Linked DNA regions of Mus musculus: region 2 is linked to region 1. Evidence: chromatin loops called from intact Hi-C (ENCODE). Cell type or tissue: left cerebral cortex. All regions are shown on one strand. Links, peaks and the distances in the headings refer to the core of each region. The heading gives the core; the rest is flanking DNA. Region 1 has its middle 180 kb from the start of Slc10a2. Region 2 has its middle 88 kb from the start of Shcbp1.

The links. Peaks named below come from ENCODE experiments on the same cell type or tissue, not always from the same donor. Only the 100,000 strongest peaks of a DNase experiment are listed, where the experiment ranks them.
Region 2: a loop joins it to region 1, with 3 times the contacts of the local background. A loop is called at or near these places in 3 of 42 quality-filtered maps.

The regions. Positions count from the first base shown.
Region 1 is chr8:5,276,999-5,293,383 of GRCm38, forward strand. No RefSeq gene overlaps it. Among named protein-coding and RNA genes, the nearest start is that of Slc10a2, 180 kb to the left of the region's middle. In left cerebral cortex, for the core only: no CTCF peak of the experiment used is centred there; DNase peaks (open chromatin) are centred at 9,055 and 9,765.
Region 2 is chr8:4,859,456-4,875,840 of GRCm38, forward strand. It overlaps the pseudogene Rpl21-ps14. Among named protein-coding and RNA genes, the nearest start is that of Shcbp1, 88 kb to the left of the region's middle. In left cerebral cortex, for the core only: a CTCF peak has its summit at 9,458 (motif pointing right); a DNase peak (open chromatin) is centred at 9,473.

The DNA of each region.
Region 1 (16,385 bases), core at 5,176-13,175:
TTATAAGATAATTGGATTAAACATGACTGTAGGTACCAGTTACTGCCTGGGTTGGAAGTAGGGCTATTTCCATTTGTAGACTTCATCCTGGAAGTCAATCAATAATTGGTTACTAGCCCCAACATTCACCATTATCATTAGCAGTGATCCTTCTTGGCAAGGAGCTCTGGTGTTGGTCTCAGTATAACACAAATCACCTGTTCCAGTATTTTTTCATTTTTTAATGGGATATTTTCTTTATTTACATTTCAAAAGTTATCCCCTTTCCTGGTTTCCTTCCCTCCCGGAAACACCCTATCACATCCTCCCTCCCCCTGCTTCTATGGGGGTGTTCCTCCATCTACCCACCTACTCCCACCTCCCCGCCCTCGATTCCCCTAAACTGGGGAATGTATCAAGCCTTCATAGGACCAAGGACCTCTACTTCCATTGGTGCATGACAAGGCCATCCTCTGCTATATATGCAGCTGGAGCCATGTGTACTCCTTTGTTGATAGCTTAGTTCCTGAGCATCCTGGGGTGTCTGATTGGTTAATATTGTTGTTCTTCCTATGGGTTACAATCCCCTTCAACTCCTTCAGTCCCTCCTCTAACTCTTCTATTAAGGATCCCGTGCTCAGTCCAATGGTTCGCTGTTAACATCAGCCTCGTTTGTAAGGCTTTGGCAGGGCCTTTCAGGAGACGGCCATATCAGATTCCTTTCAGCAGGAACTTCTTGGTATCTACAATAGTGTCTGGTCTTGGTGATTGTATATGGAATGAATTCCCCAGGTGAGACAGTCTCTGGGTGGCCTTTCCTTTAGTCTCTGCTCTACACTTTATCTCCATAAGTGCTCCTATGAGTATTTTGTTCCCCTTCTAAGAAGTAGCGTAGTACTCACACTTTGGTCTTCCTTCTTACTGAGTTTCATGTGGTCTGTGAATTGTATCCTGGTTATTTGAAGCTTTTGGGCTAGTATTCACTTATCAGTGAGTACATACCATGTGTTTTCTTTTGCGATTGGGTTACCTCACTCAGGATGATATTTTCTAGTTCCATCCATTTGCCTAAGAATTTCATGAATTCATCATTTTTAACAGTTGAGTAGTATTCCATTGTGTAAAGACACATTTCTGTATCCATTCCTCTGTTGAGGGACATCTGAGTTCTTTCCAGCTCCTGGCTTTTATAAATAAGACTGCAATGAACATAGTGGAGCATGTGTCCATATCACATGTTGCAGCATCTTCTGGGTATATGCCCAGGAGTGGCATAGCTGGGTCCTCATGTAATACTATATTCAATTTTCTGAGGAACTGCCAAACTGATTTCTAGAGGGTTTGTAACAGCTTACATTCCCACCAGCAATGGAGGAATGTTTCTATTCCTCCACATCCCTGCCAGCATCTGCTGTCACCTGAGTTTTTTATCTTAGCCATTCTGACTGGTGTGAGGTGGAATCTCAGGGTTGTTTTGATTTGCATTTCCTTGATGACTAAGGATGGTGAACATTTCTTTAGTTGCTTCCCAGGCATTTGGTATTCCTCAGTTGAGAATTCTTTATTTCCATTTTTAAATAGGGTTATTTGGTTCTTTGGAGTCTAACTTCTTGTGTTAATTGTATATATTGGATATTAGCATTCTAACAGATGTAGTATTGGTAAAGATCTTTTCCCAATTTGTTGGTTGCTTTTTTGTCTTATTGACAGTGTTCTTTTTCTTACAGAAGCTTTGCAATTTTATGAGGTCCCATTTGTTGAATCTTGATCATCAGGTCAAGCCATTGGCGTTCTGTACAGAAATGTTTCCACTGTGCCCATATATTCGAAGCTCTTCCCCACTTTCTGCTTTTTCAGTTTCAGTGTATCTGGTTTTATGTGGAGGTCCTTGATCCACTTGGATTTGAGCTTTTGTTAAGGAGATAAGAATGGGTCAATTTGCATTCTTATACATGCTGACCAGCACTTGAACCAGCACTATTTGTTAAAAATGCTTTCTTTTTCCCCACTGGATGGTTTTAGCTTCTTTGTCAAAGGTCAAGTGACCATAGGTGTGTGGGTTCATTTCTGGGTCTTTAATTCTGTTCAATTGATCTTCCTGCCTGTCTTTGTACCAATACCATGCAGTTTTTATTGTTATTGCTCTGTAATACAGCTTGAGGTCAGGGATGGCGATTCCATCAGAAGTTCTTTTATTGTTGAGAATAGTTTTCGCTATCATGGATTTTTTTGTTATTCTAAATGAATTTGCAAATTGCTTTTTTAACTCTATGAAGAATTGAGTTGGAATTTTGATGGGGATTGCATTGAATCTGAAGATTGCTTTGGGCAAGATGGTCATTTTTACTATATTAACCCTTCCAATCCATGAATATGGGAGATCTTTCCATTTCTGACATCTTCTTTGGTTTCTTTCCTCAGAGTCTTGAAGTTCTTGTCATATAGATCTTTCATTTGCTTTTTTAGATTCACAGCAGGTATGTAATATTATTTGTAGCTATTGTTAAGGGTATCATTTCGCTAATTTCTTTCTCATCCTGTTTATCCTTTGAGTAGTACTGATTTGTTTGAGTTAATTTTATATCCAGCAACTTTGCTGAAGTTGTTTATCAGCTTTAGGAGTTCTTTGGTGGAATTTTTTGGGTCACTTAAATATATAATCATATCATCTACAAATAGTGGTATGGTGACCTCTTCCTTTCCAATTTGCATCCCTGTGACCTCCTTTCCTTGTCTAATTGCCCTAGCTAGAACTTCAAGTAGTATGTTGAATTGATAGGGAGAAAGTGGGAAGCTTTGTCTAGTCCTTGATTTTAGTGGGATTGCTTCAAGTTTCTCTCCATTTAGTTTGATGTTGGCTACTTATTTGCTCTCTATTGCTTTTACTATGTTTAGGTAAGGGACTTGAATTCCTGCTATTTTCAAGACTTTTGTCATGAAGGGGTATTGGATTTGTCAAATGCTTTCTCAGCATATAATGAAATGATCATGTGGGTTTTATCTTTGAGTTTGTTTATATAGTGGATTACTTTGATGGATTTCTGTATATTGAACCATCCCTGCATCTCCGGGATGAAGCCTACTTGATCGTGGTGAATGATCATTTTGATGAGTTCTTAGATTTAGTTGGCAAGATTTTAATTCAGTATTTTTGCATCAATGGTCATAAGGGAGATTAGTCTGAAGTTCTCTTTTTACTTTTGATCTTGGTGTGGTTTAGGTATAAGTGTAATTGTGGCTTCATAGAATGAATTTGTTAGTGTACCTTCTGTTTCTATTTTGTGGAATAGTTTGAAGAGTATTGGTATTAGTTTTTCTTCAAAGGTCTGATAGAATTCTCCACTAAACCCATCTGGTCTTGGGCTTTTTTTTTTTTTTTTTTTTTTTTTGGTTGGAAGACTATTAATGACTGCTTTTATTTGTTTAGGGGTTATGCTAATGTTTAGATGGTTTATCTGTTCCTGTTTTAACTTTGGCACCTTTTATGAGTCTAGAAAATTGTCCATTTCATGCCAATTTTCCAATAAGTTGAATATAAAATTTTGTAGTAGGAGCTGCTGATTTTTTAAATTTCCATGATTTACATTATTATGTCTCCCTTTTCATTTCTGATTTTATTAATTTGGATACTGGTTCTGTGCCTTCTGGTTAGTCTGGCTAAGGGTTTAATCTATCTTGTTGATCTTCTCAAAGAACCAGCTCCTGGTTTTGAGGATACCTTGTATAGTTCTTTTTGTTTTTATTTGGCTGATTTCAGCCCTGCATTTGATTATTTCTTGCAGTCTACTCCTCTTGGGTGTATTTCCTTCTTTTTGTTCTAGGGATTTCAGGTGTGCTTTCAAGCTGCTAATGTAAGCTCTCTCCAGTTTCTTTTTGGAGGCACTTAGAGCTATGAGTTTTCCTCTTACCACAGCTTTCATTGAGTCTCATAAGTTTGCATATGATGTGTATTCATTTTCATTAAATTCTAAAAACTCTTTAAATTTCTTTCATTATTTCTTCCCTGACCAATTTATCATTGTGTAGAACATTGTTCAGTTTTCATGTGTATGTGTGTTTTCCATTGTTTTTGTTGGAATTTAAGACCAGTCTTAGTCTGTGGTGATCTGATATAGGGTGTAAGGGATGACTCCAATCTTCTTATATCTGTTGAGGCCTATTTTGTGACCAATTCTATGGTAAGTTTTGGAGAATGTACCATGAGGTGCTGAGAAGAAAGTATTATTTTTTGCTTTAGGATGAAATGTTCTATAAATATCTGTTAGATCCATTTGGTTAATAACTTCCATGTGTGTCACTGTGTCTCTGTCTAGTTTTTCTTTCCGTGATCTGTCCATTGATCTGAGTGGGGTGCAGAAGTTTACCACTATTATTTTGTTGGGTATGATGAGTGCTTTGAGCTTTAGTAAAGTTTCTTTTTTGAATGTGGGTGCCCTTGCATTTGAAGTATAGATGTTCAGAATTGAGAGTTCATCTTGGTAGATTTTTTTCCTTTGAGCAGTATGAAATGCCATTCCTTATCCTTTTTTTGTTACATTTTGGTTGAAAGTTGATTTTATTTGATATTAGAATGGCTACTCCAGCTTGTTTCTTGGGATCATTTGCTTGGAAATTTGTTTTCCAACCTTTTTTTCTGAGTTAGTGTCTAGCTTTGTCACTGAGGTGCATTTCCTATATGCAGCAAAATGCTGGGTCCTACTTAGTTCTGCAGTCTATTAGTTTATAGTCTATTGGTCTTGTTTATCAGGGAATTAAGTCCATTGATGTTAAAAGATATTAAGGAAAACTGATTGTTACTCCCTTTTATTTTTGTTGTTAGAGGTGGCATTATGTTTGTGTGTCTATCTTCTTTAGGATTTGTTGAAATATCACTTTCTTGCTTTTTCTAGAGTGGTGTTTCCCTCCTTGTGTTGGTATTTTCCATCTATTGTCCTTTGTAGGGCTGGATTTGTGGAAAGATATTGTGTAATTTTTTTTTTTTTTTTTTTTTTTTTTTTTTGTCATGGAATGCCTTGTTTTCTCCCTCCATGGTAATTGAGAGTTTTGCTGGGTATAGTAGTCTGTGCTGGAATTTAGGTTTTCTTAGGGTTTGCATGACATCTGCCTAGGATCTTCCAGCTTTCATTGTCTCTGGTGAGAAGTCTGGTGTAATTTTGATTGGTATTCCTTTATATGTTGCTTGACCTTTTTCCCTTACTGCTTTTAGTAGTCTTTATTTGTTTAATGCATTTGATATTTTGATTATTATGTGTCAGGAGGAATTTTTTTTTCTGGTCCAGTCTATATGGTGTTCTATATGCTTCTTGTATGTTCATGGGCATCTCTTTCTTTAGGTTAGGGAGTTTTCTTCTATAATTTTTTTGAAGATATTTCCTGTCCCTTTAAGTTTGGAATCTTTACTCTCTTCTATACCTATTGTCCTTAGGTTTTGTCTTCTCATAGTGTCCTGGATTTCCTGGCTGTTTTGGGTTATGATCTTTTTGCATTTTGCATTTTCTTTGACAATGTTGTGTCAATGTTTTCTATGATGTCTTCTGCACCTGAGATTCTCTCTTCTATCTCTTATGTTCTGTTGGTGATGCTTGCATCTATGACTCCTGATTTCTTCCCTAGGTTTTCTAGCTCCAGAGTTGTCTCCTTTTGTGATTTCTTTATTGTTTTTATTTGCATTTTTAGATCCCCGATGGTTGTATTCATTTCCATCTCCTGTTTGATTGTCTTTTCCTGTAATTCTTTAAGTGATTTTTGTGTTTCCTTTTTAAGGACTTGTACCTGATTACCTATGTTCTCCTGTATTTCTTTTAGGGAGTTATTTACATCCTCCTTAAAGTCCTACATCATCATCATGAGAAGTGACTTTAGATCCCAATCTTACTTTCCTGGAGTGATGGTGTATCCAGGACTTGATATGGTGGGAGAATTGGGTTCTGATGATGCCAAGTAACCTTGATTTCTGTTGCCTATGTTCCTATGCTTGCTTTCTGCCATCTGATTATCTCTAGTACTCCCTGCCCTCACTATATCTGACTGGAGCCTGTAATCCTGGTTGAGTCAGAGCTCCTCAGAGTCCAGCTGTCTCTGTCATCCTTTGATTCCTGGATCCTGTGATCCTGAGATTCTGGGTGTGTCAGAGTTCCTGGGAGTCAAGCTGCCTTTGAGACCCGAGATCCTTGTGTGAACAAGTTCCTGGCATTCTGGAATCCAGGGATCCTGGTATCCTAAAATCCTGGTCATGATAGAGTGCCTGGGAGTGGCGCCTCTTCTGGGATTGGTTGCCATGTTCTCATCTAAGATAGACAGGCACTGGCTTATTCTAGTATTAACCAGAATTAATTACCTTAAGTTTATATATTTGTTATTTTTTTTTGTTGCTAAGATAAAATTCCAAAGAAACCTATGGGAGAGTTTATTTGCTTTATTTTTCTAGAATGATATAGTTCATCATGACTTAGGGGAAAGGTAGGCATGGCAGCAAACAACAGGCCAGACAGTAGGAACAGGAAACTGTGAGATAAGTTCTTTAACCACAAAGAAGCAGAGATAGCAACTTGGAAGTGGGTCAAGGTTATGAACTTTCAATCCAAGACCATACCACCTACCTCAAACAGCATCAATACCTGGGAACTGAGTGTTCAAATACCTGAGGCCATGGGAACATTTCTCATTCAAACCACCTCAGTGCACAAGTAAACATGATCATTACTTTTTTCTAGTCATGACATGTTTGATTACTAACACTTATGAAATTCATGTTCTGCTTGAAGATACAGTATGACTCTCGTTTTACCTCATATGAATTTAGGAAAATAGTATTTAAACAGCAGAATAATTTTTTAAGACATTTTATGAAGCATTATAGTGGAAAAAATCTCTTTTCCAACTTTTTACTTTAGCCAGTACTTTGGCCAGTAAGTTTATAGTGGAGTGGACAAGAATTAAGGTCAGTAAAAGAATGCACAAACAGAATGAGCAATATGTCAGAAATGAAGAGATCATCAAGTAATGTAAAAACAGCTATGAAAGAAGCCAAGCACTGAGTCAGAACCCAGAGTCACTTCTTTATAGAATTGCTTGCTAGTTGTCCACAGCAGTTGTAACCTGCCCAGGAGGCTGACAATTTACAAAGAGCCCTTCTAGTCTTGAATATTTTCTCCTATTTTCCTCCACATGTCTACAGAAAGAAAAGGGAAAGGAGGTGGCTGTAGTTAACTTCTGTTTCCTGTCAGTGCACACCTCTCTTGCTCCTTTTTGGGGAATTCATATGAAAATCCCTGTCCTCTTTTCAAAAATGATACCTACAGCAAAACATCTACATTATTATACCAGAGAGAGACAAACATAGAGATATACACATGTGGGCATGCTTGTGCTCTTGTATGCGAGTATGAGTGCACACACACACACACACACACAGACACAGAAAGGCCCATACACACATAGAGAGAGATAGACACATTCACACAAGAGACAGACAGAAAGATACATGCACAGAGACAGAAAGACACACAGAGACAGACACAAGACACCCAGAGACAGTCAGACACACACACAGACACACACACACACACACACACACACACACACACACATACACAGAGTGGGGCATCCATACAAAGAATAGGTGATAACTGTAGTTAGTGCAGACTGCAAAGGGCAATGACGATTCCTCACAGTGCCTATGAAGTTCATCTGGGTAACCTTTTGCCATTCTTGCTGATGGTGCACAGTGTTCTGTCTGTCCTTGGCCTGAAAGTACTCAGATAGTCATGCTGTCAGCAAAGCATTAGAGCATATTTGGTTTCATAGATCCACTGAAGATATGGGCAGAATTTTGTTTTCTTAAAAAAAAAAAAAAAGGCATTCTTCTTTGCCCTTTTATGTTCTAGGCCTGGTTTTCAGGATTTGACTATGCCAAAAAGTCAAAATCATTTATATTTGGATAGCAATTGTATTTCAAAGATTTCTTTGTGTTTATGTCTATGCATGTGTGCCTCTCTGTGTGTGTTTGCCAAATGCTATCAGGGCATCCTTTAATGCTGTGACAAGGTGTCTGATACACCGAAGGTATGATTACATGTGGTTGTGAGCTGTTGAACTTGGATACTGGGAAACAAAACCTTTGACCTCTGGAAGGCCAGAAAGCACTCAATTAATGTGACATCTCTCCAGCTTTTGTTTATGTTTGTCCTTGAGATAGAATCCCTTTTAGCTCAGTCTGGCCTGGAACTCCTTGTGACCTTGAACATGATCTTGGCTCATTTCTTAATTCTAGGATTATAGGGGTATATTAGTTCATGTGGTGGTGGTGATGCAACACAGGGCCGTGTGAATGCTGGGCTTGCATACTATTAACTAAGCTATATCCCCAAGCTATGGATAATAAATATTATTTAGAACATAAAGTGTTAGTATTCAGAATTGGATATAATTACAATACATTAGGCAAATTCCATTGTTAGGGAGAGTGTATCCCTAAAATCTGAGATTTTGTTATTTGGAAACCATCCTAAGAATTGGAGTTCAGTGTGGAAGTGGGTAGAAACTGCAAGATTCCCCTTTAAAATAATCTTTTTTAAGTTTTGCTGCTGGGCACTCTTTATAACAAACATAGTGATAGTGTTTCATCAATATCTAATGATAATGGTCCCCTTTCTATAAAGCTCAGTTATATATATAGGGTATAGCTTGACTCCCTGCTTATTTTGCTATTCCTGTGCACATTCTAATTTAGTCCACATTACCTGTTTTGGGAACGAGGAAACTATTCTCGAGGGGTAATTACCAGTATAATCGCAGCACCATCTGCTTGCCTTATGTTCTGTAGATGGCTCAACGGATGTAGTTTCAGGAGAGACCTGGGGAAGGAACCCTTCAGGACAGAAGAAATGAAGATAACCAAAATGAAAGTAATAATTAGAGGAGTTTAAAGAGGAAAAGCATATGGTATAGAACATATAGCTTAGAAAGGATCATCTTAGACTCCTGACCCACTTGAGGTTTCCCTGGAAGTAAGAACAGAGGGAAATCCTAGGCCAGCACAGAGAATGGCCAATTAACCTAGGGGGAATCCCCAGAGGGACATAGCAGAGAGGAATAGCAGATGGTATTCATTTGTGATTTAGTGGGAAGAAGTAGCCGCAGGCTAGATGGAGCCAGCAGAACCTGGATTTTCATGCACTAAGGCAAAGCTTTAAAAGGGAAGCCTGAGCCTGGAAGGATTTTCATGCAGTCATCATTCATTTAAAAGATGTACTTAGCACTAGCTAGGAAGGATGTACTTCACTGGCCTATTGGAGTTGATACAGTGATGTTCAAAGTCACAGTTCCTAACCTTGGAGACTATATAATGCATAAGAAAACAGGGGAAATTAAATGTGTGCATGTGTAGGTACGCAACATGCCTGGCATACAAGTATTGTGTGAAGAAGATGATATGCTAGGATGTTTCCCAGAGGCAAGAGATAATTCATGCCAGGACATTGTGGGAATGATTGGGGAATTTAAACAGAAACCTAAATAAATAGAGAGGACTTTTCGAGGCATTGAGACATTGCCTAATATGGAGGTGAGAATCAACACCAGGACTCAGGGGCCATTAATAGAATGGTTCAGAGTTTTAATATTTCTCAGATGACACAATAATCACATAAATATTTCTTAAGCTTTAAAAGCTTCTGAAATTTGACTCTGCTTTCTTAGGCAATGAAGCTGTAGTTAAAGAGATGTTGTTCTTGATGTAGCATATGTTAATCAATTCCTGCAGCTGTCACCCCCAAAATAGCATTTTAGCAAGAATCTTTTTTTTTTTTTCTGAAAAAAATTCTTTTTCTTAAACTATAGAAAACAAAAGGGGAATGGCTTGACCTGTAAAAGCAATTGATGATGTCAGCACCTCTTCCAGTTAAAGGCAGATGAGATCTGGGTCAAAGCAAGTGGAGTTTCTGTTATTCTACGTACATGCCTTATTCTATTAGTGGTATTGTTTAAGTCTTTTTAAGACATCTATATTCACCTCTTTAATGTCACAATATAAATCATAACTTGTTATAATTAAAACTAGCAAAAAAAAAAAAAAAAACCATGATATTACAATGCAAGCTAACTTTCTTTCCACAAATCCAGGGCATCTATGATTTTTTTTTAAAGGTGAAAGAAACATTGCAATTGCTAGCTTTAGTTCTGTATTAACTGAATGACCGTTTACCTTTTGTGTTTTCCCTCTCCTCTTAATTTTTAAAGCACACAAAAGTGAGCGGCCTTCTCCTCTTGTCACAAGCACATGCAGGCCCTCTTTCTGTATAATTGCCCCCTTGACATTCCTCAAGTCTGTTAGCAATAGGAGCTGATAGAATCAATTGAGGTGTGAATTATGTTTAATTAAAACCCATCACTTTAAATTGAGTGAAGGAGCATTTTCTGTTCATTTCACCTCAGCTATTCCAAGCATCTCAGGATTATATGACAGGGGACAGGTTGTATCCTGGGGCATGGGTGGATCAACACAGCTGTCTGTTGCTTGAGACAAGAAATGCTCACCAGTGCTCACTCCTCCTTAGCACTATGGTTGGTACACACCAGGGTCAGTATCATAGAACATCCTGAACTCTTATTCATAGTGCTAATGTCCCATGGGACTTTGAAACATCCCATGATTGCTCATTCATAGCTTACTCTTCTCTAGGGCTCCTTTCTCTCTAAACAATCAGCTTTCCCACAAAAGTGAAACTAAAGTTGTCACCCTCAACACACTGGCAAACAGGAAAATTTTTAATGAACTCTGCCAATTGTCTTTTTCAATTTTAACTTCCACCTTGAAATTTTCAACAAACTGTGGTCCTCTTAATTTATACATCCCTGTGACATTTCAAATTGCATCTGCAATTTTGTTGAAGAATAAGGCATGAGTTCCATGTGGAGAGGGGCTAACTGATGATTTGTTTTTTCTCAGAAGAAGATGGTGAGAGGCTGGTGAAGATGTGAATAGAGGAAATCTACCAACCAAGAGTTTCTGAAATCAATGCAAGGCAGTTAAGAAGGGCATGGACCATATATAAAACAGGAATCATGATCTGTAAAGATAAGCTGTTGAGAAGTAGCTAAGAAAAGGAAATAATTTAAAAAATGATTAGGGAAAGATCATGTTAATGTATTGATAAAACAATGTCTGAGCCATAATGAATCTCAGCCATTCTTAAAGGTTGGTGTACTTTGGTGGATTTGAGTTGCACTGATACTTTTCATAACTGATAGAGAAATTTGTGGTTTTGATAATGAATTATTCTGCTTTGTTCTATTAAAATGTTATCATGATTCTCAGTTAATCAAATATCCTCCAGTCCCTCTTCCTTTGCGGTTCCTGTGCATTAATTGACTACATACTCAAATTGTGTCTTTAACGTAGGTCCTATTCCTTTGGCTCACTCCTGTCTGCTTTTGCACATAGTGTGGGACAACAGTCTCCTAAAAATCTTATTTTCAGTGATGTTCTACACTGCATCTTTTTACACAGTTAGCAGCCTTTTTTATGCAATTGTTGAATTTTTTTCAAATGTTGTACACTTTTCAATATTTTTTTTCCCATTCAGTTTATGATTGAGAGCATCTTCTACAGTGGTGAATGAGACTTTCTCTTATCTAATTGTAACATGCTCTAATAAGTGCTTCCCATCACTCCCCTTCAGGAGCCATTGTTACATAGAGTAAATGCTGTTTTATGTAACCCTACTTCACATTTGCCTCTCTGGGTGAATCCTGTTTCCTCCATCATGTCATATTCTTTAATTTAAAAATATCATAATGTAATTATATAATTTCTCTATTCCCTTTTCACCTTCAAAACTCTTCCATGTTCTCTTTCAAAATCATGGCCTCCATTACTTTAATAGTTCATACATACACAAATATAAATATATATGTATATATATATATATATATATATATATATACAAACAAATGTGTATATTCTTAAATATAAAAATATAACATGCTCAGTCTTTATAATGTTGACATGCAAACACAGACACACACACACACACACACACACACACAGACACACAGAGTTTTCAAGGGTAATCATTTGATCATATAGTATTGGATAAACCATTAGGGGGATTTTCCCTGGGGAAGACTATTTCTCCTGCTGTCAGCATTATTTATTTTTCTGTGGTTCTTTGTCTAGGGTTGAGGCTTTGTGTGTGTGGTTTTTTTCCCATCCACATTAGAATGTTTTCTGATGTCATTCTTAGACAGGTCATATTTAGATATCCATTTTGCTGAGACTTCGTAGGTATAACTTCTCTGACATCTCTAGGAGACACAATCTTGTGGCAAACTTCTTGCTTCTCTGGCTTATACAATCTCTCTCTCTCTCTCTCTCTCTCTCTCTCTCTCTCTCTCTCTCTCTCTTTCTCATCTGTCTTTTGTTATGATTTCCTATCTTTAGGTGCAGGAATTGTGTTGTTAATGTGTCAATTTGGATAGGGCTCCAAAGCGCTTCATTTTTATCTAAACCACCATAATACCTATCTACATTCTAAATATCTATCCTTATACCCACAGGTAAGTTTGTGTCTCACTCTTCACCAATAAAATTTCCTTTTTTAAACAGAGAAAGCCATTTCAAAAATTAAAACTGATTATATTTCTTTCTATGCTGACAATGTTTTGAATGATTAAATCCCACCTGTTCTTCAATTCAAATGCCACATATTCAGTGAGACAACTTTAGACTTAATCTGCAGAATGGAATATCTTCTCCTTGTTCATTTTCTTGTTATGTAACTGCATTGTAATGTATTTGAGTATAAAACACTATTCATTTAAACTATACTCTTGGCTGGTGAGATGGCTCAGCTGTTAAGAGAATTGACTGCTCTTCCAGAGGTCCTGAGTTCAAATCCTAGCAACCACATGGTGGCTCACAACCATCTGTAATGAGATCTGATGCCCTCTTCTGGTCTTTCTGAAGACAGCTACAGTGTAATTACATATAATAAATAAGTAAATAAATAAATAAATAAATAAAAAAGAAATAAATAAATATTTAGAAAATAAAAAGATAAAATTATACTCTGTTGAGTTTTTGTTCAGCCTAGCACATAATATAATACATTGAAAGCAAGTGATGCTCAGGAGATATTGGAATGAACTAATAAATCTATGAAACAGAGAACAGACGTTTTGTACAGGTATGTATGTAATGTGAGTACATGAATGTTTGCATATGCTTGTGTGTGCACATACATGTATAGTCATAATGTGAGTGATTAGGAGTCTTTCTTGAGTTGCTCTCTTTGTATCTCCTCATCAACTGAATCCAGTGCTTGGTAAATCTGTAGTCCATGTAACCTCCCTCTGGATACCCTCCCCCACCCCGGGAGCTGAAAGTCCAATGACGTAACCACATCCACGTCCTATGCTTGTGGCTGCTGGAGATCGGAACTCTGCTTCTTAGGCTTGTTTGCAAAGATCGTGATTCACGAAACATCTCCCTAATCTGAGAATGGATCTTTATGTTGGCAATGCATGTGCTGGAAATTCTACAATTCTTATTGCTCAAGGGTAGAAGAAATCTGTGTATTTCAGGGATTAATCCTTTATAGGACTGAGACAGAGGAAAACCAAACCATTCAAGAAAACAAAGACAAACACCAAGTTAGATTCAGAAGGAGCTGATAGGAAGCTGAGCTCACACTTCTAAATAGTTTGATCTGAGAAAATATTAATTTGTAAAAAAATAAAAAATCCTTCTGAAGAGTTAAGAAAGTGTAATGGTTCACTAGGAAAAAGAATGCAAGCTTTGAACCTTTCAATTTTGAAAAAAAAATGAGTTTTAGGAGCTGGACTGGCAGTTGTCCATTCCACCTGTAATTCCATAAGCCTGCATGCTTGGTTCATTTTTTTAAATTAGATTTTGTTTATATACAAAGGGATCACCAAAAAAATGGGTCTTGACACCCCCATTGCTAAGAAAAACACTGTTTTCCTAAGAAAATGACTACATATACTTTGTGATTTCTTTAGTATCATTTCTTTTTTTTTATTACGTATTTTCCTCATTTACATTTCCAATGCTATCCAAAAAGTCCCCCACACCCCCCCCACACTCCCCTCCCCACCCATTCCCATTTTTTGGCCCTGGCGTTCCCCTGTATTGGGGCATATAAAGTTTGCCTGTCCAATGGGCCTCTCTTTCCAGTGATGGCCGACTAGGCCATCTTTTGATACATATGCAGCTAGAGTCAAGAGCTCTGGGGTACTGTTTTTTTTTTTTTTTTAATATCATTTCTTCACTATCAAAGCACACACCTCTGCCCTCTTTTCTAACTGCTGCTATCAGAATGTCGAAGTCTAACAATACTGGTAAAGGGAAGCAGCATGAGGGGTGGATGGTCAAATCTTTCTAAAATTGGTGGTTTGAGAAACTTAAAATGAAAAGAGCAAATTCTAGATGGAATTTATCTTTTTTTTTTTTGTCTAGTGGATTAAATAGCTACTAACACAGATGGTTTTTCAAATCATTCCATTTATTTAATAGATGATCATAGTTCATGTCCATAGAAGTTGCTTTAGAAAGCTATATTAGTTCAAAACTGCAAAGTAATGGTTAATGTATGGAAGTTCAAAGGCGTTCTGAATGGACTGGGGAAAGGAGATACAACTTAGGAAACAAATTTAGCTATAGTGATTCCTTACCTGAAGTACTGCGACCTCACTGAACAAAACAGCAGAGTGTGTAAAGTTATACGGGGACACACTGGAAAGGGACTTCTGTCATAGAGAGCTCATAGTGAACAGGGATTGGTGTAACTAAAGTGATTTTATCCTTGTGGAGGCCAGATGAGAGAAGGAATAAAGGTGTGTGTGTGTGTGTGTGTGTGTGTGTGTGTGTGTGTGTGTGTGTTGTCTAATGAGATGTTGTTTTTTATGTCATCCCAGGCGAAAGGATTACTCTGCTTCTGTGCTGTCTTATGATAGAAGTCTAAATTTGAAAAACTACATTAGCCTTCTACATCCTTCAATAGGTAAACAGTAAAACAAGTTACTGAAAGTAGATAGTCAATAGAAACTGGAAAGAAAGAGGTTGTGCTCTTGAAGAGGACTGTGCTGTTAGAAGAGTTTGCTTTGATGCTACCTGGAGTAGTTGCTCACTTAGCACAGGAGATAATCAAGATATAATAGGACAGCCACATATACAGTTCTGTCTACCTTGGCATACTTTTGGTAATGAAGCCTGTTGATGTTGGGTAACTTATTGGCAGGTGTATGTATATACAGAGGCAAGTGACACAACTGTGTTCTATTACGTTGGGACTCAGAAGGATGGTCTACTGAAAAAGTTCTGTAACATGGGGATTGTTCTTGAGCTACACGTGTGCATGTAGGTGGAGAAAGTCTGTGTACAAGTGTTGGTGAGTATGTTATATGTTTGAAGGAATGAGCATAAGAGTGAATGTCTTCTGTATATGTTTCATACCTGTACAGAAGAGAATGCTGAAGGGAACCGTTCATGTTATTTTTGATATCAGTTTTTTTAGAAGAAGAGAAGTATCTAGAGATGTGACCGTCTTAGAATTCCTATTTTTGTACGAATGAATTATTTCTGTTTTGGGTAGATAAGCTAGTTTATTCTTATAATGTTGGCCTTTCCATGAATTACTACCATCTCCTTATGAAAGGGATAAGAGATGGTGGTGGTGAAAAGAACACTGTTCACCCCATGGATGGGCTTAAGAATGATATTGTTTTCATCACACGGCATATTTAATTGTAAATGTTAAAATGTATTTAGAAACTTAAAAAAAAATCTTTTGAGTTTTAGACTTGTTATCCCAGAGTTTGGCAAGCTGCCCACTACAGAATCTATCCTATTATAGCATTGCACATCATTTCCATACATCTTCATTTTATGATCTTCATTTTGAATGATTTGATAGTTCAGAGGTGTGGTAATAGATATGAATTCTATTTTGACATGTGGAAGAAGGCATTTAGATGCGGGAGTGTGTGCACTGTGAGATGATTAGAAATTATTATGGGGTAGAAAATTTGTGATTGAGTTTGAATGATTGAATCTATTTTTAAAATGTGCAGAGCTGTTAGCTTTCAACATAATTTGTACAGTCAAAAGAAATCAAAATTCATATCAGTTATTCATATTTTATTTTTGAAATAATCCATTGCTATTTCATTATTTCTTTAAAGGGATGCTTTAACAATAAACCAGTTCCTGCCAAAGGGAAAAGATCAGTTGGAAGTCATGGTGAGAAAATACTTTTCTTTAAAATGGAATTAAGAATTAGTAAATTGAGTTATCTTTAATTAATTACTTGCTGCTTCTGATTCATACATTCCAAGGCAAAGTAGGAAGTAGTTGTCAGAGGTCTAGAGACTTGAAGAACAGACCT
Region 2 (16,385 bases), core at 5,066-13,065, 420 kb before region 1:
CCAATACCCTCTCACTCAAACTCTCTCCCCAATTCCCATTTCCATTCTCTGAGAAGGGAGAGGACTGCCCTTAGCACCCAACCCTGGCACATCAAGTCAGTGCAGGACTGGGCATATTCTCTCTAACTGAGGCCAGAAAAGGCAGCCCAGTTAGGGGAACAGAATCCACAGGCAGGAGCAGAGTCAGTAATGATTCCTGCTCCCATTGTTGGGGGACCTGCTACATATGTGCGGGGGTGGGGGGTGAGGGTTAGTGTGGGATTTAGGTCCAGCCTGTGTTCACTCTTTGGTTGGTAGTTCAGTCTCTGGGAGCCCCCAAAGGGGGTTGAATCTGTTGTCTTCTTGTGGAGTCCCAATTCCCTCTGTGTCCCTCAATCTTTCCACCAACTCTTCCACAAGACTCTACAAGCTTTGTCTAATGTTTGGTGTGGGTCTCTGCATCTGTTTCAGTAAGTTGCAGGGTGGAGTTTCTCAGAGGACAGTTATTCTAGGCTCCTGTCTGCAAGCATATCATTAATAGTGTCAGGGATTGGGTTTTGCTCATGGGATAGGTCTCAAGTTGGGCCACTCATTGGTTGGCTATTCCCTAATGGGAACCTGCTTAGCCTTAGAGGAGCAGAGGTGAGGTGGGACATAGCAGTGGATGAGGGCCAAGCTGGAAACAACCCAGATATCCCTCAGCCAAAGAATTGATACAGAAAAATGTTGTTCATTTATACAATGGAATACTATTCAGCTATTAAAAATAAGGATATCATGAATTTTGCAGGTAAATGGATGGAAGTAGCAAATATCATCCTGAGTAAGGTACCCTAGACTCAAAAGGACGTGAATGGGTATGTATTCACTGTAAATGAATATTGGCCAAAGAGTACCAAATACCCATGATACGACAGTAAGAAGTTTAACAAAAAGGAAGACCCAATTGAAGATGCTTCTATCCTACTTAGAGAGGAAACAAAATAATTATGGGAGGCAGAGGGAGGGAGGGTCCTGAGTGGGAGGGGGTAGGGGAAAAGGGGGTGCAGGATCAGGTTTTGGGGGAGACAGGAAAGAAGCCCAGAGGGCCAGGAGAATGAATGGAAATGTGCAGCAGTGAGACATTCCCAGGGCTTAATGGGGATGACCTTAGCTGAACTGTCCAACAGTGGCGAGAAGGAACCTGAAGAGACCACCTCCAGTAGATAAACAGGGCCCCAAGTGGAAGGATGGGGTCACTAATCTTCCTTCAACATTTTTAACCCAGAATTGTTCCTGTCTAAAAGAAATACAGGGTCAAAAATGGAGCACAGATTGAAGGACAGGGCATCCAGTGACCAGCCCAACTTGGGACCCATCCCATGGGCAGGTACCAAACTCTGACACTTTATTAATGCCACATTATGCTTGCAGACAGTACCTTCTAGGTCTCTGGGGCTTTCTAAAGGTTCTTTCCATTCCCACTCCCCAAGCATAAATGTTGCTTCCCAACATTTATGATATATTTCTCCTAGTAAGTTTTAACTAATTAGTTAATTAATTAAGTTTTGAGACATGTTCTTCTGTAATTCAGATTGGCCTAGCATTCATGGCAATTCTCTTACCTCAGCCTCCTACGTGCATGGATATTTTATATCAGTCACCACTCCCAGATCTTCTAATACATTGAAAAGACTTTTAAAAACTAGTTTTTGGCTTTTGGCCGCCGCAGCCATCTTTCAGTAACTCGCCAAAATGACAAACACAAAGGGAAAGAGGAGAGGCACCCGGTATATGTTCTCTAGGTCTTTTAGGAAACATGGCGTTGTTCCTTTGGCCACATACATGCGAATCTACAAGAAGGGTGATATTGTAGACATCAAGGGAATGGGCACTGTTCAAAAAGGAATGCCCCATAAGTGTTACCACGGCAAAACCAGAAGAGTCTACAGTGTTACCCAGCATGCCGTGGGCATCATTGTCAACAGGCAGGTTAAGGGCAAAATTCTGGCCAAGAGGATCAATGTGCGGATTGAGCACATCAAGCACTCAAAGAGCAGAGACAGCTTCCTGAAGCGGGTGAAGGAGAACGGCCAGAAGAAAAAGGAAGTCAAAGAGAAGGGCACCTGGGTGCAGCTGAAGCGCCACCCTGCGCCACCCAGAGAAGCACACTTTGTGAGGACTAACGGAAAAGAGCCTGAGCTGGTGGAGCCCATTCCATACGAATTCATGGCCTAAGGTACACAAATAAAATACCAGCACCAGGAAAAACAAACAAACAAACAAACAAACAAACAAATAAACAAACACTATTTTTGGGGGCGCAGAGTACATTTTGAATCTGTGCTACTGTCATGAGAGCTGTTATAAAGAAATACAAGAGGGCTGGGTGTGGTGACTTATGCCTTTAATCCCAGCACTTGGGAGTCAGAGGTAGATGCAGGCAGAATTCAGTGAGTTCTAGGCCAGCATGGTCTATATAATGAGTTCTAGGCAATCCAGGGATATAGAAAGAAACTCTGTCTCAAATAAAACAATAAATAAATGAAGTTATTATAAAACACAAAGGGAAAAATTAAACTCTTTATGGGTTTGTTATATGGTAAACAATGAATAATTTCCTTTATTTGGATTATATATTCATATCAGCAAAGGTAAAAATGAAAGCTGTCTTTGTAATAAAAGAATTTTCAGAGACATTCATTTCTCACTAAGGTATAGATGTGGGAATATACAGCTCATGTGTATAGGGCTTTTACAGAATAGAGTAGATGAATTACAATGTGTATGAGGACCTAACGCAAATGTTTTTTAACCTTCTTGCATTTACATTTGTAATTTGAACATTGTTACCACACATTTTATCCTTAATTTCCTGGGTTGGTGAGAGGAAAGAGAGAATAAAGATGCACAATAAAGCTTTTGCTAGACCCAGTTAGGAAGTGGTAACATTTTTACTGTCTAATTTTAATACAGATTAAAATTTTGATGAAACAGTTTATTAACATATCTGAGCTGCTTGAAAACTACTTTTTACTTTGGAGAGTGAATAGAATTCTTGCATAGGATAGTACTTGCTAACTTCAGTGTAAAACTGGGAAAAATAAATAAAAATAAAAAATAGCAAACTAACAAAAAACTTCAAACCCAAACCAAAACAACTCTATTTGGTTACAAGTGTTTAAAGTGCCCAAGGGTAGGTAGGCTTGGGAAAATGTGATTTTTTGGGTATATTTTGTAACAGGAAGGTTAGCATACCTCTGTCCATCCACATGTCCATGTGCTTAACCTATGGGCTCTGGATTCTAAAAGTAAAATAAACAATGCACAGATCAGGATCACAGAGCCCAAGGCCCTGGTGTTGAAATCTGTAAGACCAAGACTTAGGGAGAGAAAGGTAGCCCACTGAAACATAGCACCTCAAAAGTCATAGAAAATGGGGTTCACATTGTTGTCACTGCTCTGCAGTTTGAGCCCCAGGCTGTTGCATAGATTTTGGAATCCAAGCTTTCTAAGAGAACTTTGAGCTTACTCAGCTTAAGTGAGATAAAATTGAAATTGCATTAAAATCAGAACTTAGGAGTAGATAAAGCAAGGCTTTACTGAAATGCATTTTCATCTTCAGTGCTAGTGTTGTCTTTGCTTTCTTATACATATACAGCACAGGTACAAAGATCACAAAGCGCCTTTGCGAAATTAGAATATTGTATGATAATACTCTCTCTGAGCTCACAGAGCCTCCTTTAGATTAAGGTATTTCTTGTCATTTTCTGACACAGAAAAATGTGCTACATGCACAAATTTTCAGGCATGAATTTTATCAATGTTGTGATGAAAAAATTGAGACCATTTTAAGGGTCAACTGTCTCTTTTATGGTGTAAAATCAGAGTACAGGCTATAGCAATGGAATGCAATACTATTTTGGTGGGGCATATTTTAATGTACGTTAGACTTCTTAGAGCTTTCTGTGTACCCAAGGATAACCTTGAATGTCTCATCACCCTGCTTCTACCTCTTGAGTGCTAGAATTGCATGAATTTACCACTGTGCCCAGTTTTATGTCTTGTTGGTGATCTAACCTAGGACTTCTTGCATGCTAGTAAGCACTCTACCAACTGAGCCACATCCCATCTCTGGCAATAAATCTTTTGAACTTGTTCCTCTTATTTAACTTAATTTTTGTGCTCCATTGTAAGCATTTCTTCAAACCTTGGCATCTCCCTGGGTCTAGGAACTTGGAGCTTCCAGAATGGCCACGTAGAAAGGAATAGGGAACAAGAAATCTGTTTTGATGACCAGAATGGGAAGTCTTCTCAGACAATCTGACCAAGTGACTCTCCCATCTAATTCTCTCCCATGGCAGTTACCTGCTGGATGGATCCAAACTTACGTTCTAAGTGGAAGAGAGGTCAAGGTACAACCATCTTATTTAGGCTTTCTTAGCTTCTTATCTATCACTTCTGTCTTCCTCTCCTTCTACTTCTTTCTTTCCTAGTGAGTATTTCCTTTTCTTTATATACACATTACCACTCATCTTCTTCTTCAAGTCCTCTTCATCCAGCCCATTTCTACTCTGAACCAAAGGCACCCTTCTCCTTCCCATTGTGGTCCCCAATCATGCTACAAAGATTGAATTTAGATGCATTCCTCCTACAATCTTATAATCTTATGATACAGCAAGGTTAGCAGTTTCAAATAGCTGCCTCTATTTGCAGTCTCAACTATTCTTATCTCTTACTGAGGCAACGTCTTAATTAGGGTTTCAATTGCTGCAATGAAATGCTATTACCAAAAACAAAGTTGTGGAGGAAAGGGTTTATTTAGCTTACACTTATACATTGCTGTTCATCACGAAAGGAAGTCAGGGCAGAAACTCAAACAGGACAGGAACCTGGAAGCAGGAGCTGATGCAAAGGCCATAGAGGGGTATTGCTTATTGGCTTGCTTCAAATTGCTTGACCAGACTGCCTTATTATAAAACCCAGGATTACCAGCTCAGGGATGGTACCACCCACAATGGACTGGGCCTTCTTCTATTGATCACAAATTGAGAAAATGGTTTGCTGCTGGATCTAACAGAGGCATTTCCTTAACTGAGGCTTCTTTCTTTCTGATGACTCTGGCCTTGTCAAGTTGACAACAAAACCAGCAAGTACAAACAGCTAATGTCTTATATCCTTGTCCCAGGATAGGGCCTAGGGTGCCACTGGTGTCAGTGACTGTCTGTCTACAGAGTAAATGAAGATGTATTATTTCTCCAGCCAATAGTATACATTTTTTTGTTTGTTTGTTTCACTCCAGGCATTTGATTCTGGACTTCAGCAAAGAGCATTTATTCCTTAGGCTGAATGGAGTAGACTCAATTCTAGAAAGCTTGCTGTTTTATTAGTGGCCTTTAAAGGACCATTTATTTACCTATCCCCTGACCCATGTGTGTGTGTGTGTGTGTGTGTGTGTGTGTTTATGTGTGCAAGTCTATCCTTGCACCTTGTGTTTTGGAGACAATCTCTCATAGGCCTGGAGTTTGCTAATTAGGTGAGACTAGCTTGCCAGAGAACCCCAAAGATCCCCCTGTTCTTGGATCCCCTGTGCTGTGAAGCACTGCCATGTCCAGCTTTTTACAGAGCTGCTAAAATGAGAACTCAGGTTCTTATGCTTGTGAGGCAAGCCTTGACCGACTCAGCTATCTCCTTAGCTCTCTTTTCTTTTGTGATGAGCTGTGGCTGAGTGTTTTCTACTGTTACATGTTGTATACGTATTCATTGAGAATAAAAAGATGCAGAGACTGGACAGCTCATCAACTTGCCATGGACTCTTCTAGGATGTGAAGGGGGAAACTAAAGAAAGCAGATTCATTCCAGACTGCTCAATACAATGTTTCTCCTTCTGGAAGTTTCATTTCTGGGTTAAATATTTCCATTCCAACAAAATCTCTAGTAAAGTTAGGGCAGGACTAGGTGACATATTGATGTAGTTATAAATGGTCCTAAAAGGTCCCTTTTGGTTTTGGCTAACGCCTGGGTTCATCCAGCTCCCAGGGCTGAGTATTTCTAGGTCAACCATTTCTAGCTTCTCGTCTCCCATAGGGAGGCTTAAAACTCAGATAAATGGTATTTTCTAAGTCATGCAAAATGGAATCTGAATGCTCTTTGTTTAGTTTCCAGTTTACTGCTCTTCCTAGGTAGATAGAAGGGCTCTTCCTGGCTGATGTGATGCCATGACTTACTTATTGGGAGTTAGTTAGATGCTCACTCCTTTCTGATTCCTCCCTTCTCAGCCTGCAGAAAAGTTCTGAATAAAGTGAAAGGAGGAGAGATACTGGAGGAGGGAGGGAGGGAGGGAGGGAGGGAGGGAGAGAGGGGGGAGGGAGGGAGGGAGGGAGGGAGAGAGAGAGAGAGAGAGAGAGAGAGAGAGAGAGAGAGAGTTTTGCAAGGGGGCAGAATGCTGTATTCTGTTGATTTTTGGTATCTCCTGAATGATGCTAAGTCATCTCTGCTGGCTACTTATAGCAGAGAAAATGATAATGTTTCCTGATAATTCCCACAAGGTGCCCCCCACAACTCCAACTTAAAGTAGCCATGACAAAGATGTTAGAATTACAAACACAGTCACTTAGGAAAATTAATATTCTGCAAAAATAAAGGTTCACAGCAGTCCTTTAAAACATATTTTCAATGGTACTCAGCTCTTGTGAAGTAGATAGGGCAGATTTCTAGAGAGACAGCAAAGTCAGTGGTATCCCTTTGTAGCTACTGGGTGTCTGGGTTGCAAAGCATTTGAGTATAAACTGTGCACTCTGAAGCAAAGGAGATAAAAATGATGACATAACACTAGCTTTGATTTGACTTATGATACTGTATTGGTAGAAAAGTCAAATGTGGACTAAGGACATAGGAAGGGGCGAGGTGATGTGGAGGTGGTAAAAGGAGGCCTGCAAGACTTACTGCAGTGCATTCTTACTTAACCACTCTGCATTGCCCATGTGGTGAACTGACCTTCTTCAGTGGTCATATCTGACTGCCTCAAAAGATAATTCCACCTTAATCTACCTCCCGAGCCCAGCCCAGATATGACAGGAACATAGCAGTTCCACATAGAACCAATGAGTTCATTTCTAGAAGCAGAAGGGCAATTCATTTTGCTTGTTCCCTCCATCACTGACCTTACAGTTTGACAGGTACCCAGGGTACCAATTAGGGCTAATTGCTGCTGCTAGTGGTGAAAGATTCTGAGACAAGTCTGCAAAAAGGAGAGCTGTGACCTCTCACTCATTTCATGTAGACTAGACCTATGAGACTGGGCGCTTTAGGATAACACGACAAGTGGCAGAGCTGGTAAGAGGTCGTTAGATGCACAGGGACCTGTCTCATTAGGGCTTACTATGATACCTAAAACCACACTGTAATTAGTTTTCCCAGAAAGAATAATTTCACCTTTGCATCTCGAAATCTTACTTTAATATGGAAGGATACAAAAGTGTCCCTAAAGTAAGGTCATTCTAATTACATAGGAGATAGAAAGTCATTGCTTCTGCCCTGCCTACCTAAAGCAGCAGGAGAAAGTTATGCCCAGTGTAAAAGAATTTTAACACACTTCTGTAATGTGAAAATTTCCTGAATAAAGTTGGGTGAGTAAGCATTGCTTTTAAGATCTTTTAATCTGATGGACAAGAAGCATTGGGTGAAGAATAGTCCCTTTATAACTGTGTAATTTGCCACTGTGCAGAAAGTAGAAAACCTTCTCAGAAGGATTGGTGCTTTTTATCATATATTTTTAAAAAAGAGCAGGACTGGAGTGGTCATTATATCCAACCAGAGGTTTCTTTTTGTTTGTTTGTTTTTTATTTTGAATTGTCTTTTTTTTTCTTTTATTGGATATTTTCTTTATTTACATTTAAAATGCTATCCTCTTTCCAGGTCTTCCTTCCGGAAACCCACTATCCCTTCCCCTTCCCCTGCCTCTATGAGGGTTCTCCCCAATTCACCCACCCACGCACTCCTGCCTTCCCACCCTGGCATCCCCTACTCTGGGGCATCAAACCCCCACAGGACCAAGGGTCATTCTTCCCACTGATGTCCAACAAGGCCATCCTCTGCCACATATGCTGCTGGAGCCATGGATCCCTCCATGTGTACTCTTTAGATGGTGGTCCAGTCCTTGGGAGCCCCTGGGGGGTCTGGCTGCCAACCAGACTCTTGGAACAGGTATTTCATGTATGGGTAGTCAAAGCAAGCTTCAATAAGTGCTAACTGAGGTTATAAATGGTATTCCTTTTGAAACCAAACCTCCTCCTTCAAATTATTACCTTTTTTTTAAAAAAAAGAAGAAAGAAAAACAAAAACAAAAAGCCAAAAAAGCCAACTTTGTTCAGGTCTCACCAGATGTTCCAGATGGTATGATTTAAAGTGAGGACCTGATTCTGAGCTAAAAATCCAACACACGGGAGGATGGCTTCCAACCTCTTTAGTAAAGTGCATCATAATAAGGCATTTGCCCATTGCTTACATTCTAGAAAAGTTTAAAAGTGTGTTTTAAATGACAGGTAGCTGGTTGCTCACTTTTCCATAAATTTATTAGAATAAAGAATAAATTTCACCCATGAGATATAACCTAGTCCAGACAGCCCACTCTAGATTTTAAATTATAATAAGAAACAATTTTATTGTTTAATTACTTATAAAACAAATAGAAAATAATTGAATTCAATTTAATATAGTTTAAAAAATGGGCTCGGAAGAATTTGGTTAGGACTTAGGATTTTTTTTTTTAAGATTAAATAAACATTTTATTTTTACAGAAATAAAAGTAAATTTTCTAGCAGGCATTTCTTTTTTTATTATTATTTATTTTTTTATTAGGTATTTTCCTCGTTTACATTTTCAATGCTATCCCAAAAGTTCCCCATACCCACCCCCCCAATCCCCTACCCACCCACTCCCCCTTTTTGGCCCTGGGGTTCCCCTGTACAGGGGCATATAAAGTTTGCAAGTCCAATGGGCTTCTCTTTGCAGTGATGGCCGACTACATATGCAGCTAGAGACAAGAGCTCCGGGGTACTGGTTAGTTCATATTGTTGTTCCACCTATAGGGTTGCAGATCCCTTTAGCTCCTTGGGTACTTTCTCTAGCTCCTCCATTGGGGGCCCTGTGATCCATCCAATAGCTGACTGTGAGCATCCACTTCTGTGTTTGCTAGGCCCCGGCATAGTCTCACAAGAGACAACTATATCTGGGTCCTTTCAGCAAAATCTTGCTAGTGTATGCAATGATGTCAGCGTTTGGAAGCTGATTATGGGATGGATCCCTGCATACGGCAATCACTAGATGGTCCATCCTTTCATCACAGCTCCAAACTTTGTCTCTGTAACTCCTTCTATGGGTGTTTTGTTCCCATTTCTAAGAAGGGGCAAAGTGTCCACACTTTGGTCTTCGTTCTTCTTGAATTTCAGGATTTTTGGGAGAGGATCTGAATCAAGCAGTTCTTATCTTCATCACCAGATGGCACCATAAGATTAGGCTTTTGTGTGTGGATGTGACAGCTGTACTGGTGGCAGAGGTAATTGAGGTGGGGGAGGTGCAGCAGCAGCAGTTTACAGGCTTGTCCAGCTTTCATTTTCTTTTTGCTATATTTCTCAAATATTTACCAGACAATGTGATATTTTTTCTTCTCTCGATGCCGTGTGTGTGTGTGTGTGTGTGTGTGTGTGTGTGTGTGTGTGTGTGTGCGCGCGCGCTTGATCTTGTGTGTACATACGAAGGCCAGAGGTTGACTTTAGGTATTTTCTTGAATGTCCTACACTTTATATTTTGGAAAGATGTCTGTTAGTAAACCTAGAACTTGACATCATGACTAGACTGGGTGGCCAGTGAGCCCCAGGATTCACCTGTCATTACTTTCTCAGAACTAGGGTTACAGGCATGAACCACCGTTCCTGGATTTTTTTTCTTTTTTGGATGCTTGAAATACAAATTTAGGTCCTCATGTTGTCCAAGAAGGGCTTTATAAAATGATGAATTTTTATGATGGATTTTAAAATTTAAGTTAATATCCCTTTAATAACACTTTGCATGACCCCTTCAATCTTGGGTCATCAATTGCAACTGAGGCTGGACCTTCACCAATAGTCTTCTTTGGCCTCTCACAGTGCTGAGCCTCAGCTGCTCTTCATGACCCCTTCATGCCTTCAAAACTAGTACCACCTGGGTGACTCTTACACATTACCATGTCTAGCAACAGCACAAGGTACAACCTTGGCTATCTCTGGAACACAGCTCCTGTGCTCTCAGAAAACACTTCCCAGATGTCCCCTCAATGAAGCTGGTCTCTTAATCATCGCTAATTTCTTTTTTTTTTCCATTTTTTATTAGGTATTTAGCTCATTTACATTTCCAATGCTATACCAAAAGTCCCCCATATCCACCCACCCCCACTCCCCTGCCCACCCACTCCCCCTTTTTGGCCCTGGTGTTCCCCTGTACTGGGGCATATAAAGTTTGCAAGTCCAATGGGCCTCTCTTTCCAGTGATGGCCGACTAGGCCATCTTTTGATATATATGCAGCTAGAGTCAAGAGCTCCGGGGTACTGGTTAGTTCAAAATGTTGTTCCACCTATAGGGTTGCAGACCCCTTTAGCTCCTTGGCTACTTTCTCTAGCTCCTCCATTGGGAGCCCTATGATCCATCCATTAGCTGACTGTGAGCATCCACTTCTGTGTTTGCTAGGCCCCGGCATAGTCTCACAAGAGACAGCTACATCTGGGTCCTTTCAATAAAATCTTGCTAGTGTATGCAATGGTGTCAGCGTTTGGATGCTGATTATGGGGTGGATCCCTGGATATGGCAGTCTCTACATGGTCCATCCTTTCATCTCAGCTCCAAACTTTGTCTCTGTAACTCCTTCCATGGGTGTTTTGTTCCCAAATCTAAGGAGGGGCATAGTGTCCACACTTCAGTCTTCATTCTTCTTGAGTTTCATGTGTTTAGCACATTATATCTTATATCTTGGGTATCCTAGGTTTGGGGCTAATATCCACTTATCAGTGAGTACATATTGTGTGAGTTTCTTTGTGAATGTGTTACCTCACTCAGGATGATGCCCTCCAGGTCCATCCATTTGGCTAGGAATTTCATAAATTCATTCTTTTTAATAGCTGAGTAGTACTCCATTGTGTAGATGTACCACATTTTCTGTATCCATTCCTCTGTTGAGGGGCATCTAGGTTCTTTCCAGCTTCTGGCTATTATAAATAAGGCTGCTATGAACATAGTGGAGCATGTGTCCTTCTTACCAGTTGGGGCATCTTCTGGATATATGCCCAGGAGAGGTATTGCTGGATCCTCCGGTAGTACTATGTCCAATTTTCTGAGGAACCACCAGACTGATTTCCAGAGTGGTTGTACAAGCCTGCACTCCCACCAACAATGGAGGAGTGTTCCTCTTTCTCCACATCCACGCCAGCATCTGCTGTCACCTGAATTTTTGATCTTAGCCATTCTGACTGGTGTGAGGTGGAATCTCAGGGTTGTTTTGATTTGCATTTCCCTGATGATTAAGGATGTTGAACATTTTTTCAGGTGTTTCTCTGCCATTCGGTATTCCTCAGGTGAGAATTCTTTGTTCAGTTCTGAGCCCCATTTTTTAATGGGGTTATTTGATTTTCTGAAGTCCACTTTCTTGAGTTCTTTATATATGTTGGATATTAGTCCCCTATGTGATTTAGGATAGGTAAAGATCCTTTCCCAATCTGTTGGTGGTCTTTTTGTCTTATTGACGGTGTCTTTCATCGCTAATTTCTTATCTCTAGCTAACCAGTATCAATAGTTCCAGTAATGCAAAGGTTTCGGTTTAGTAGTTCTAGTATCTTGTTATTCACAGATAATTCTTCAGCTCCAGTAGCCAAAACTACAGAATCTTCACAATCAAAACAGCAACGGCCCTGATAAGAGTCTTTAATCTTTCCTCTGAAATTTCACAAGCCAGGCCTCCATTTTCTTAACTGTTCTCAACATTATCTTCCAAGCCTCTACAGAACATCCCACAGATCTCTTAACACAGAATGGATCTTCTAGCCCAAAGTTCTAAAGTTCTTCCACAGTCTTCCCCAAAACATGGTCAGGTTGTCACAGGAATACCCCACTATGCTGGTACCAATTTGTCTTAGTCAGGGTTTCTATTCCTGCACAAAACATCATGAACAAGGAGCAAGTTGGGGAGGAAAGGGTTTATTCAGCTTACACTTCCACACTGCTGTTCATCACCAAAGGAAGTCGAGACTGGAACTTAAGCAGGTCAGGAAGCAGGAGCTGATGCAGAGGCCATGGAGGGATGTTCCTTACTGGCTTGCTTCCCCTGGCTTGCTCAGCCTGCTCTCATATAGAATCCAAGACTACCAGCCCAGAGATGGTCCCACCCACAAGGGGCCCTCCCCCCTTGATCACTAATTGAGAAAATGCCGTACAGTTGGATCTCATGGAGGCATTTCCCCAACCGAAGCTCCTTTCTCTGTGATAATTCCAGCTTGTGTCAAGTTGACACAAAACCATCCAGTATAATATATTAAAATGGTACATCAAATAACAAACATTATACATACTAATTGGTTGCCATGTTAGATTTGATATGCATGTACATTGGGTCATGCTCAAATCAGGCTAGGCATATTTATGTCTTCAAACATCATTGACTTCTCTGTGTTGAATATATTTCAGATCTTTTATTCCACGTTCTTCTTGTGTTAGTACATTACTGTCATTTATCATCACTACTGTGGCACTTCTTGCTCTTATCTAACTTAATAGTACCTGTTGATCTACTACATCGTTGCTTCCCTCCACAGTCTATGCAATCTCCATTCTATTCTATGAGAATGACAGAGATGAATGAGATCAGGGAGTATATGTCTTTCTGACCTTTGTTCTTCTTAACACAATGATATTTATATTATTTATTATTTTTTACACTACAGATTTTATTCCCTCTCCTTCCACCTTCCGACTGTTCCACATCCCATACCTCTTCCATACCTCCTTATGCATCATTTCTGATTTAACACAGAACGTGCAGTCCTCTGCTGTATGTGTGTTAGGGGCCTCATATTAGCTGGTGTATGCTGCCTGTATGGTGGTCCAGTGTTTGAGAGATCTCGGGGGTCCAGATTAATTGAGACTGCTGGTCCTCCTCAGGGTTGCCCTCCTCCTCAGCTTCTTTCTGCCTTTGCCTAATTACAGGGGTCAGCAGCTTCTGTCCATTGGTTGGGTGCAAATATCTGCATCTGACTCTTTCAGCTGCTTGTTGGGTCTTCCAGAGTGCAGTCATGATAGGTTCCTTTTTGTGAGTACCCCAGAGCCTAAGTAATAGTGTCAGGCCTTGGAACCTCCCCTTGAGCTGGATCTCACTTTGGGCCTGCCACTGGACCTTCTTTTCCTCAGGCTCCTCTCCATTCCCATTCCTGTAGTTCTTTTAGACAGGAACAATTATGGGTCAGAGTTTTGACTGTGGGAGGGCCACCCCCTCCCTCATTTGATGTCCTGTCTTCCTGTTTGAAGTGAGCTCTATAAGTTTCCTCTCCCTACTGTCAGGCATTCATCTAAGGTCCCTCCCTTTGAGTCTCTCACCTCCCAGGTCTCTGGTGCATTCTGGAGGGTCCCCCAACTTCCTACCTCCCAAGGTTACCTGTTACAATTCTTTCTGCTGATCCTCAGGGCTTCAGTCCTTTTCTGATCAATACAAGATCAGCTTCCCCTCTCCCTCCCCATCACAGTCCAACTTGTTTCCCAAGTCCCTCCCTCCCTCCCCACTTGTGATGTGATTGCTTTTTTCTCCATTCAAAGTGGGGCAGAAAAATCCTCACTTGGGCCCTTCAACTTGTTGAGCCTTTTGAATTCTGTGGACTGTATCTAGTGTATTCTGTATGAGGTTTTTATTGTTTCTTTTTCTTTTTTGGTTAATATCCACTTATTAGTGAGTACATACCATTCATGTCCTTTTGGGTCTGAGTTAACTCACTCAGGATGATATTTTCTAGTCCCATCCATTTGCATGCAAAAGTCAGGATGTCCTCATTCTTAATAGCTGAGAAGTATTCCCTTGTGTAAATGAACCACATTTTCTGTATCCATTCTTCTGTCATGGAACATTTAGGTTGTTTCCAGCTACTGGCTATCACAAATAAGGCCGCTATGAACATAGTGGAACAGGTGCCCCTGTGGCATGGTAGGACACACCTTTTGGGTATATTTCCAAGAGTGGTATGGCTGGGTCTTCAGGTAGATTTATTTCTAATTTTCTAAGGAACCTCCAGATTGATATCCAGAGTGGTTGTACCAGTTTGCAATCCCACCAGCAATGAAAGAGTGTTCCTCTTTCTCCACATCCTCTCCAACACATGTTGTCACCTGAGGTTTTGATCTTAGCCATTCTGATTAGTGTAAGGTGGAATCTCAGGGTCGTTTTGATTTGCATTTCTCTGATTACTAAGGACTTTAAATATTTCTTTAGGTGTTTGTCAGCCATTCAAGATTCCCCAGTTATGAATTCTTGGTTTAGTTCTATACCCCATTTTTTGATAGGGTTGTTTGGTTTTTTGGTGATTAACTTTTTGAGTTCTTTATATATTTTGGATATTAGCTCTATTGGATGTGGGGTGAGTCAACATTTTTTCCAATCTGTAGGTTGCCAATTTGTCTTATTGACTATGTCCTTTGCCTTATAGAAGCTTTCCAGTTATATAAGGTTCCATTTATCAATTCTTGATCTTAGAGCATGAGCCATTGGAGTTCTGTTTAGGAAACTTCCCCCTGTGCCGATGACTTCAAGGCTCTTTCCCACTTTCTCTTCAATTAGATTCAGTGTATATGGTTTTACGTTCAGGTTCTTGATCCACTTGGATTTGAGCTTTGTACACGGTGAAAAATATGTCTATTTTCATTCTTCTACATGCAGACAGCCAGTTAGGCCAGCACCATTTATTGAAGATGCTTTCTTTTTAACATTGTATGTTTTTGGCATCTTTGTTAAAGATCAAGTGATGGTAAGTATGAGGTTTTATTTCTCGGTCTTCAATTCTATTCCATTGATCAATGTGCCTGTCTCTTTACCAATACCATGCAGTTTTTATCACTATTGCTCTGCAGTAAAACTTGAGGCCAGGGATGGTGATTCCCCCAGCTGTTCTTTTAATGTTAAGAATTGTTTTCGATATTCTGGGGTCTTTTTTTTTTTTTTTTTTTTTTTTTGCCTTTCCAGATGAATTTGAGAATTGCTCTTTCCATGTCTTTGAAGAATTGTGTTGGGATTTTGATGGGGATTATATTGAATCTATAGATTGCCTTTGGTAGGATGGCCATTTTTACTATGTTAATTCTGCAAATCCATGAGCATGGGAGATCTCTCCATTTTCTGAGATCTTCAATTTCTTTCTTGAGAGACTTGAAGTTATTGTATTACAGGTCTTTCACTTGTTGGGTTAGCGTTACCCCAAGAAATTATATACTATTTGTGGCTATTGTGAGGGGATTTGTTTCCATAATTTCTTTCTCAGTCATTTATCATTTGTATAAAGGAAGGCTACTGATTTATTTGAGTTAATTTTATATCCGGCCACTTTGCTGAAGTTGTTTATCAGCTGGAGAAGTTGTCTGGTAGAAGTTTTTGGGTCACTTATGTATACTATCATATCATCTCCAAATAGTGATACCTTTATTTGTTCATTACCAATTTGTATCCCTTTGATCTCTTTTTGTTGTCTTATTGTTCTAGGTAACACTTGGAGTACTATATTGAATAGATATGGGGAGAGTGGGCATCCTTGTGTTGTCCCCGATTTCAGTGGGATTGCTTCAAGGATGTCTCCATTTAACTTGATATTGGCTATTGGTAAAATTTGCAGTAAATTGCTTTTATTATGTTTAGGTATGGGCCTTGAATTCCTGATCTCTCCAATATTTTTAACATGAATGGGTGTTGTATTTTGTCAAATGTTTTTTCTTCATATAAGGAGATGATCATTTGATTTTTTTCTTTGAGTTTGTTTATATAGTAGATTACATTAATGGATTTTCATATATTCAACCAACCTTGCATCCCTGGGATGAAGCCTACTTGATTGTGTTGAATGATGGTTTTGATGTGTTCTTGGGTTCATTTCACAAGAATTTTTTTTTTTTTTTTTTGGTTTTTTGAGACAGGGTTTCTCTGTATATCCCTGGGTGTCCTGGAACTCACTCTGTAGACCAGGCTGGCCTCGAACTCAGAGATCTGCCTGCCTCTGCCTCCCAAGTGCTGGGATTAAAGGCGTGCGCCAGGCTATTTCACAAGAATTTTATTGAGTATTTTTGCATCATTATTCATAAGGGAGATTGGTCTGAAGTTCTCTTTTTTGGTTGGGTCTTTGTGTAGTTTAGGTATCAGAGTAATTGTGACTTCATAG